2 separate regions of the Homo sapiens genome follow, and region 2 is linked to region 1. Evidence: chromatin loops called from intact Hi-C (ENCODE). Cell type or tissue: B cell. All regions are shown on one strand.

Evidence for each region. A loop is a pair of places that touch in the nucleus more often than their neighbours do. Peaks named below come from ENCODE experiments on the same cell type or tissue, not always from the same donor. Only the 100,000 strongest peaks of a DNase experiment are listed, where the experiment ranks them.
Region 2: it touches region 1 in a loop (20-fold over the local background); 13 of 110 quality-filtered maps call a loop at or near these places.

The regions. Positions count from the first base shown.
Region 1 is chr7:33,126,647-33,130,646 of GRCh38, reverse strand. It overlaps BBS9 (Bardet-Biedl syndrome 9), which reads right to left and starts at 1,083. Exons shown (of 23, transcript NM_198428.3): 1 at 606-1,083. RefSeq lists enhancers at 1,021-1,130, 1,621-1,670 and a silencer at 1,181-1,480. In B cell, a CTCF peak has its summit at 1,577; a DNase peak (open chromatin) is centred at 1,256; H3K4me3 peaks cover 2,013 bases; H3K27ac peaks cover 1,714 bases.
Region 2 is chr7:32,493,767-32,497,766 of GRCh38, reverse strand. AVL9 (AVL9 cell migration associated) reads right to left here and starts at 2,278. Exons shown (of 16, transcript NM_015060.3): 1 at 1,965-2,278. The coding sequence starts at 2,057. It also overlaps a transcript of LSM5 not described here. RefSeq lists enhancers at 884-1,682, 1,683-2,481, 2,555-2,764 and a silencer at 1,815-2,464. In B cell, no CTCF peak of the experiment used is centred here; a DNase peak (open chromatin) is centred at 2,316; H3K4me3 peaks cover 2,237 bases; H3K27ac peaks cover 1,848 bases.

The sequences.
Region 1 (4,000 bases):
CCAACTTAAGACCCATAGCTTATCCTGCAGCATCTTTCAAGTTGTTTATCAATGAGGACATGTAAGATGTGTATACCTGTAAGATACGGTTTCATTTTTAAAGTAAAAGTGAGATACCCAAAAAAATACATTTCTCCAGGAAATTGAAGTCAAAGGCAGGATTTGACTGGCAGGAGGTGCTGATAAAATCAGCGCAGCTCATCTAAACTGTTGTGGTCTCCAAGTAACAAGAGGAGAAACAATAATCCTATTACTAGAAGGATTGGGGGTATTAGTACATGCATCCTACTTCAGTCGTAGGCTGGGAACTGCTTTGCCCATTTACTCACAGACCTGTTGAAGTGTCTCAGGAGGATGCTCATGCTCCAAGTGACATTCCTCAATGGAATCCTTAAAAATTCTCATCCCTTTTTTCTCAAAAGTACTCACAGAATCTCATACACTTTGTGCTCCTAGTGTTTGTTTATTTCAGTGCAAACATCTAAGAAATCAATCACCTTACAGACTCCAAACCATTATACTGCATTAGAGAATCTTGTTCACAAAATAAAACATGGAAAGGGTATTCATGTACCCGAAGTTTAACAACAGACATACCATCTTACCTGATGCCACGTCAGATGAGCTCTGCCCCACCTTTCTGCGAACCCTCGTTCGGCAAATTTTGCTTTATGAACGCCTGACAAGGTCCCAGTGATGGAGCAGAGGGAGCAAGAACGGACGGTGCAGAGAAAAGCAACCTTTAGCTTCACTATTCCCTCTCGTCCTCCAGCTGAAAGTTGTTCCACGTCCCGGGCAAAGAGAGAGCCCCACCAGGCAGCACCACCAGCTCCACAGAGTTGGAGTGATTCCCCCAAGAAGCTCCCCTGCGCCCCCCGTCACCCCCAGAGACCAGCAGAGGAAACGGCATCTATCCCTTGGAAGACACTAGGCAGGCGAGAACAAATGCAAGTCCTGCTGCTCACACCGAGGAGGAAAGGATGGAGGAGGCGGTGAATGGGATGTAGCAGAAACCCGACGGCCGCAGCGGAAGGGACACCTCCCCTCTCCAGCCTAACTCTGAGCCATCTTCGCCCTGTTGTCATAGCACTTACAACGGACGCCACTGCGCAGGTCACGCCGTGCCGCGCCGACTTCTGGGGGCTGGAGTCCAGAGAGGCTGAGGCGCAAAGGCGGGGACCGACTTCTGAGAGGGCCGCGGTTGGAATTAGATTGCTACTGGGGCGGGGCTCGAGTGAACCACGGCCTGGTCCTCATTAGCAGAGAGTGATAATTACTGCAATCCTCTGCCCTGTCCTGGCAGCAGTTCCTTAAGGAAGACCCTCCTCCTGCCTGGGCTCCGGGGGCAGGCCACGCCCCCCCGGCCGCGTGACCGCCCTCTCCCCTCGGTGCGTGTGGGTGGGGCCTAGTGGGGGCGGGGCGTCACTGGCTTGTCCATGGTGCTCTGGGATCCTGCGCTTCTGAGAGTCCCAATCGCGGTGTTTTTTTCCTGCCGGGACACTCATGAGGGCCCCGTCCATGCACCGCGCGACCGTGGCGAGGGTGGTCGCGGTAGCGAGCGCCAGCGTGTGCGCCCTGGTGGCGGGGGTGGTGCTGGCCCAGTACATATTCACCTTGGAGAAGAAGGCGAGGCGGAAGACCAAGATCATCGAGATGATGAAGCTTTTGAACAGTTTCCAGTTTTTCCTTTTTTTACTATTTGAAACAGCGCTGCTTTGAAGTTACTTGTGCCTGCGTCCTGATACACATGTGTTAAATATATTTTCCGTATATACCTTAGAGTGCATTTCCTGGTATATGGGATTGGATCTATGTCTTCTTTTGTTTTTTACTTATTTTTTTTTAATCTTTACATTCAAATTCAATGTAGCCAACCTTGAAGTTTTTCTTGTTTGCTTTTTTCAATGGATTCTAGTGTAGGCTTTAAATTTCCAGTATTTCACCATCAATCCACAAATCCACATTCCCAGTAGAAAATACCATTCTAGTTTTAGTTTTTTGGGTTTTGGGTTTTTTTTTTTTTTTTAACTGAGACTGGGTCTCCCTGACAGGGTCGCCTAGACTGGAGTGCAGTGACAGGATCACTGCTCACTGAAGCACTGAAGCCTCAGCCTCCCGGGCTCAAACGATTCTCCCACCTTAGCCTTCCTAGTAAGCTGGGACTACAGGCACAGACCACCACACCTGGCTAATTTTTGTATTTTTTGTAGAGATGGAGTTTCGCCATGTCCAGGTTGCTCTCGAACTCCTGGGTTCAAACGATCCACCCACCTCAGTCCCCCAAAGTGCTGGGATTGCTGGCGTGAGCCACCGCGTCCGGCCTCAATATTTTTAAAAATGACCTTTCAGTCAAAGCCTTGGTAATATAACCAGTTTCCAATTGTATTCTGCTATACAGAGAGAGCAGATTTTTATTAGACTTATTGAAATGACCATATTACCATAAGAAGACTCACAAATGGTTTTCTAATTATGGAGGAATCAAGTAAAGAGAAAAAAAGTTTTTATCTTTTTTTACACAAGTATACTCTATCAAATTGCTGTAAATTATAAATAGCTTAAAAGACAAGATTTTCTTAAATCTGGAAAAAACTATTTGAGTAAAGAACCAACAACATTTGAAATAATATCATAAAAACATTGTCTTCATTAGTTAAACTCACGTAATTAATTCTTGTTCTGCCTGATCTTGATTAATAGTTTCATGAACCCACTTTTTTATTACAGTTCTGGAAATTGTTATATTGTCCATTGATCTTCAAGTTGTTAGAAACCCAAATCTAAGAGTATATTTTAGGGCCAGGCACAATGGTTCATGCCGGTAATCCCAGCAATTTGGGAGGCCAAGGCGGGAGGATCATTTGAGGCCAGGAGTTGGAGAAAAGCCTGGCCAATATAGTGAAACCCCATCTCTACTAAAAATACAAAAAATTAACCCAGCGTGGTAGCGCATGCCTGTAATCCCAGCTACTCAGGAGGCTGAGGCATGAGAATCACTGGAACCAGGGAGGCAGAGGTTGCAATGAACCAGGATCGTGCCACTGCACCCCAGCCTGGGCATCAGAGCAAGATTGTCTCAAAAATAAATAAATAAAAATAAAAGAGTACTTGTTAGAATATTTTCCAGGAGTCTGTTTTTTAAAAAAGAATTCAAAACAATAATATGGATGACAAAAACTTAAAATAGCCATGGTTAAAAATCTGATGAAGTTAACAACTGAGAAGAACATTTATTTATTGCTATTATATACAGTATTTTAAGATAACCAGAATTATGACTGGTAATATAATACATTTGTACGAATTTTTTTTAAAGATGGGGTCTTGCTCTATTGCCCAGGCTAGAGTGCAGTGGCACATTCATAGCTGACTGCAATCTCAAACTCCTGGACTCAAGCAATCCTTCTGCCTCAGCCTCTCAAGTAGCTGGGACTACACGTTTGTACCACCATGCTTGGTTTTTTTTTGGTTTTTTTTGTTTTTGTTTTGTTTTGTTTTGTTTTAATAGAGACAGGGTCTTGTTTTGTTGCCCAAGCTGGACACAAATTCCTGGCTATAAGTAATCCTCTGACCTCAGCCTCCCAAAGTGTTGGGATTATAGGCATGAGCCATCATTCCCAGCATACTTGTATGGACTTATATAATTTTTCAAACATTCATATAAACAATATTCCCATAAATGCAAATAAAAGAAAAATCTAGTATCAGTTATCGTTTGACAATATTTCTTATAAAATTTACCAAATAACCCAAATCATTTAATACCTCTAAAAGATGAGAAAGATATGTTTTAATGCTTTCCAGGAGTCCAACTGGAAAATTCCAAAGTTAATTCTACATTTAAAAAACTTAAATTGGAATTTGATTTTGAGGAAGTTTTTAAAGGGCTCAAAACACTGTATCAATACAGAATCACAAGTTACTTGTGAAATAAGTCATTTATATAACCAGAGTGATAATCAAAAGGCTTAAAAAGCCATACAAATAATTACATTAAAAC
Region 2 (4,000 bases), 630 kb after region 1:
GGCAGGAGAATGGTGTGAACCCAGGAGGCAGAGCTTGTAGTGAGCCGAGCTCCACTGCACTCCAGCCTGGGTGAGAGAGTGAGATTCCATCTGAAGAAAAAAAAAAAAAAAAAGAACTAATGGTCAACATGACCCACGGCAATTTTGAATACTTGGAAGAGCAGTCTAAGTACCCTCACACAAGTTAAAACCGTGTTAAGTCAGAGTCACAACTCAATGAGCCATGCACCTTTAATTTACACCTGGAAGTAAAATAGTTAAAGTGGAGAATTAGGTAGCTGATTAATCTATCCTGGGGCAAATCTTACATACTTTAATTAAAGCCTCTGAAAACACCTGATGTACAGGTTATAAAGAACAGATTCTAGACCAGTCATTCTAAGACTTATGCATGTAACACACACTTTCCAAAACTTTTTTTTTCGCTCTTGTTGCCCAGGCTGGAGTGCAATGGCGTGATCTCGGCTCACAGCAACCTCTGCCTCCCGGCTTCAAGCAATTCTCGTGCCTCAGCCTCCCAAGTAGCTGGGATCACAGGCATGTGCCACCACGCGCAGCTAATTTTGTATTTTTAGTAGAGGCGGGGTTTCACCGTGTTGTCCAGGCTGGTTTCGAACTCCTCACCTCAGGTGATCCACCCGCCTCGGCCTCCCAAAGTGCTGGGATTGAGACAGGGTCTTGCTCTCTCACCCAGGCTGGAGTGCAGTGGTGGGATCAAGGGTCACTGTAGCCTCAGCCTCCTGGGCTCAAGCGATGTTCCCACCTTAGCCTACCGAGTAGCTGGGACTACAAGTGCGCTATCACATGCAACTAATTTTTTAATTTTTTTGTGGAGACAGTGTTTCCCTTTGTTATCTAAGCTGGTCTCAAACTCCTGGGCTCAAGTGAGCCTTTCATATCAGTCTCTAAAAGTGCTGGCATTCCAGGTGTGAGGATATATTTCAAAATTACGCACAAACACGATTTTTTCACTCCCATCACTTTTCTCTTATTCCCTAGAGAACTTAATTTTTGCCAATAAGTCTTCTAAAATGTTACATTTCCTGTGGAATGCAAGAAACTAAATGCTTCATTAGCTAGTGGTGGCAATTACTATTTTTAATACTTCAAAAAAGCATTTCAATTTACTGTTCACTAGCACATTATGACATCATTCCCTTCCAGTGTTTGCTTGCTCATTAAATAATCCTGTTTCTATTTTGTTCTCTTGCCTTCAATACATAGATTGCAAATATTCCATTTCAGATGCTGCATTAATGATTCAGTGAGGCTGCTGAAAAACGCCTTTATATTTGAACGGTTTGGTAATACACTTTCTCTTATTGCGGTTGATATGGAGAGATTAATCTCTCACCAAAAGGCAAAATCTGGAGAAGATGAAATAGCAAAACTAAGGACCAATGGGAAGGGGGAGGCAAAGTCAATCGACAACCGTACCTAACAGGAGAGATTCCAAGGCTTCCATCAGATAAACAAAGGAAGCTGATTTTTCTACGGAGGCTGCATGTGCTGCAAGCTACCTGAAGCATTAGTATGCAAGCCCACTGAGCCTATTACCTTGAAAGCAGAGTCCAAGCACTGAATTTTTCTAGACTCCCATTATAGGTGGACACCCAGAAAGCCAGTGGAGACAATGATGGACGGGGAAGAGAGTGGGGCCGGTCTTCGATGCTTTCCTCCCACTCCACCAAAGCAGAAGTTAAAAACCTACAACCTACACGTATCAACCAGCTCCTCCGCTGCTCAACCATTTTTCAGGGGCAGAAGGAAGAGGTTGTGGGGGCTGGGCTTCATGTGGGGCGGGTGGGAGGAGCTGCAAAAGGAGTCAGGTTGAGAGGCGAAGGGTCGCAGGCGCTGTGGGGAGGACTGCACGACGCGAGCTGAGCACACAGAAGCAGGGCAGGGGGGCCCCGGAAGGGGCGAACGCCCGAACGGCTGGGGGCGGGGGCGGGCCCTTTCCTCACCTGGCAGCCCTTCTTGTGGTGAAATCCGACCACCACGATGTGCAGTACGGGCCCCCGGGGGACGCCATCCCCGCCTCTCCTGGCCTTCTCCATGGGCGGCCGCCGCGGGCCCGCACGACGACTTCGACCGCCAAGGGCAGCGGGTCTGACGACCCCACCGTGTGCGGAAAGCCGCGGACTTCGGGTGTCAGCGAGCACAGCACATGAGGGCCGCACAGGGAGATCGGTGGAGGCAAAGCAGCTCCCGCCGCCCCCAGGGCCACGGCCGCCCTTCCCTCATCCGCTTCCGCAGCTTCCGGGCTGTCACCTGACACGGCGGCCGCCGCCGGCGAGGCAGGGCTGGGCAAGGCCGGGAGGGCCCTGACGGGGCGGGGTCTGAGAGGCCGAGGTGGAGCCTGGGGGAGCGGGGTGGGTCTAGGAGAGGAGAGATCGACTCTGTGGGGCGGGGAGGAGCGGGGGGAGGAGCGGGGGGAGGGCGGGTCCGGGTGGGACTTGACGAGGAGCGGCGGGGTGGGGCTTACGTGACCCGGGCGGCTGGGCTTGCAGAGCCTGTGGTGTCCGCGGGACCTGGAGGTGCGGCGTGGCACACCTGCTTTTTCCTCCCTGGATTCAATCTCAAAGCACTTCCTTCTCTTTTGCCTTCTCTTTTTCCTCAAAGTTTTCCCACTTCCCTCTTCTCTTCTGTTTTCCTTGCTTTTTCACATCTTTTCGGTTCACTCTCCGAGTGTCCGATTCCTTCACCTCCTTGCCTTTGCCTCTGTGGCCCCCGTCCTTATTCTTAAATATGTAGTAACATGGAGCATACTGGTGAGGTTGCGTATCTGTGTATTCAGCCTTTAAATTACTTGCTTACTCGAGAATTCTTGTTTGTTTCTTTCTAGAGTTTTTTTTTCTTCGTTTAAATATTATGTGTAGGAATCTGAGACGCATTTAAAACCTGAAACAGAATATCCTTGACAACAAAGGAAGTTTACTTGGATACGTGTAAAATGATTATTCTAGTCCTGCGATTTTATAAGAATATTCTTTTCATTCCATCTCATTTTGGGTGTAGTACTCTGGTCAATACAAAATATATGGGCTCTGTTGTCACCAGGGTTTTTTAATTCCTTTACTGATTGTACTACAATTCTTTTTTAAGCAGTGAATCTCATGTCAATTTAAAGTGCATTATAGAAAAGATTTAACAAGTCTTATCTAGGACAGTTTTCAAATAACCTAAAGGATAGGTGTCTGCTTCAAATAGAATTCGAGATTACTACAGTAACTGTGATATTTTGCACTTCTGGTCTTGAAAAGTAAGGAGCTCTGTTCTAATCTAACCATAGCTGAGAAAAACAGTAGGCTTCCTAAATCAAATTTAGTTTCTGTGATTCAGTAGAACTGTTTTAATGCTAATACTGCAGACATTTTTCAAGATGCTGCTATACATTTCTTTTCTGTATTACAAAATTATTGGCATTGGCTAAGAAAACTGTGTAAAACTATATTGCTCCCTGTATGCAGAATATATTAACTGTTTTCTTAATATATTAACTGTTTTGAGCTGTCAGCTGTGTGATGTGTTAACTATTAATATTTTCTTGATATAACCTGTCTTGATATTTTCCACAATTGGCATGGCTAAAATTACTGTCTAATTGAACACCTTTTAAAGATGTATATAAGGGCCGGGTGTGGTGGCTCACGCCTGTAATCCCAGCACTTTGGGAGGCCAAGGCAGGCAGATCACCTGAGGTCAGGAGTTCTAGACCAGCCTGGCCAACATGGTAAAACCCCCTCTCTAGTACAAAATACAAAAATTAGACCTGTAATCCCAGCTACTCGGACGGCTGAGACAGGAGAATTGCTTGAATCCGGGAGGTGGAGGTTGCAGTGAGCCAAGATTGCACCATCGCACTTCAGCCTGGGGGACAAGAGCGAGATTTCCTCTAAAAAAAAAAAAGATATATATAAAAAGAGGGTCAGGCGTGGTGGCTCATGCTGGTAATCCCAGCACTTTGGGAGGCCGATGCGGGCAGATCACTTGAGGCCAA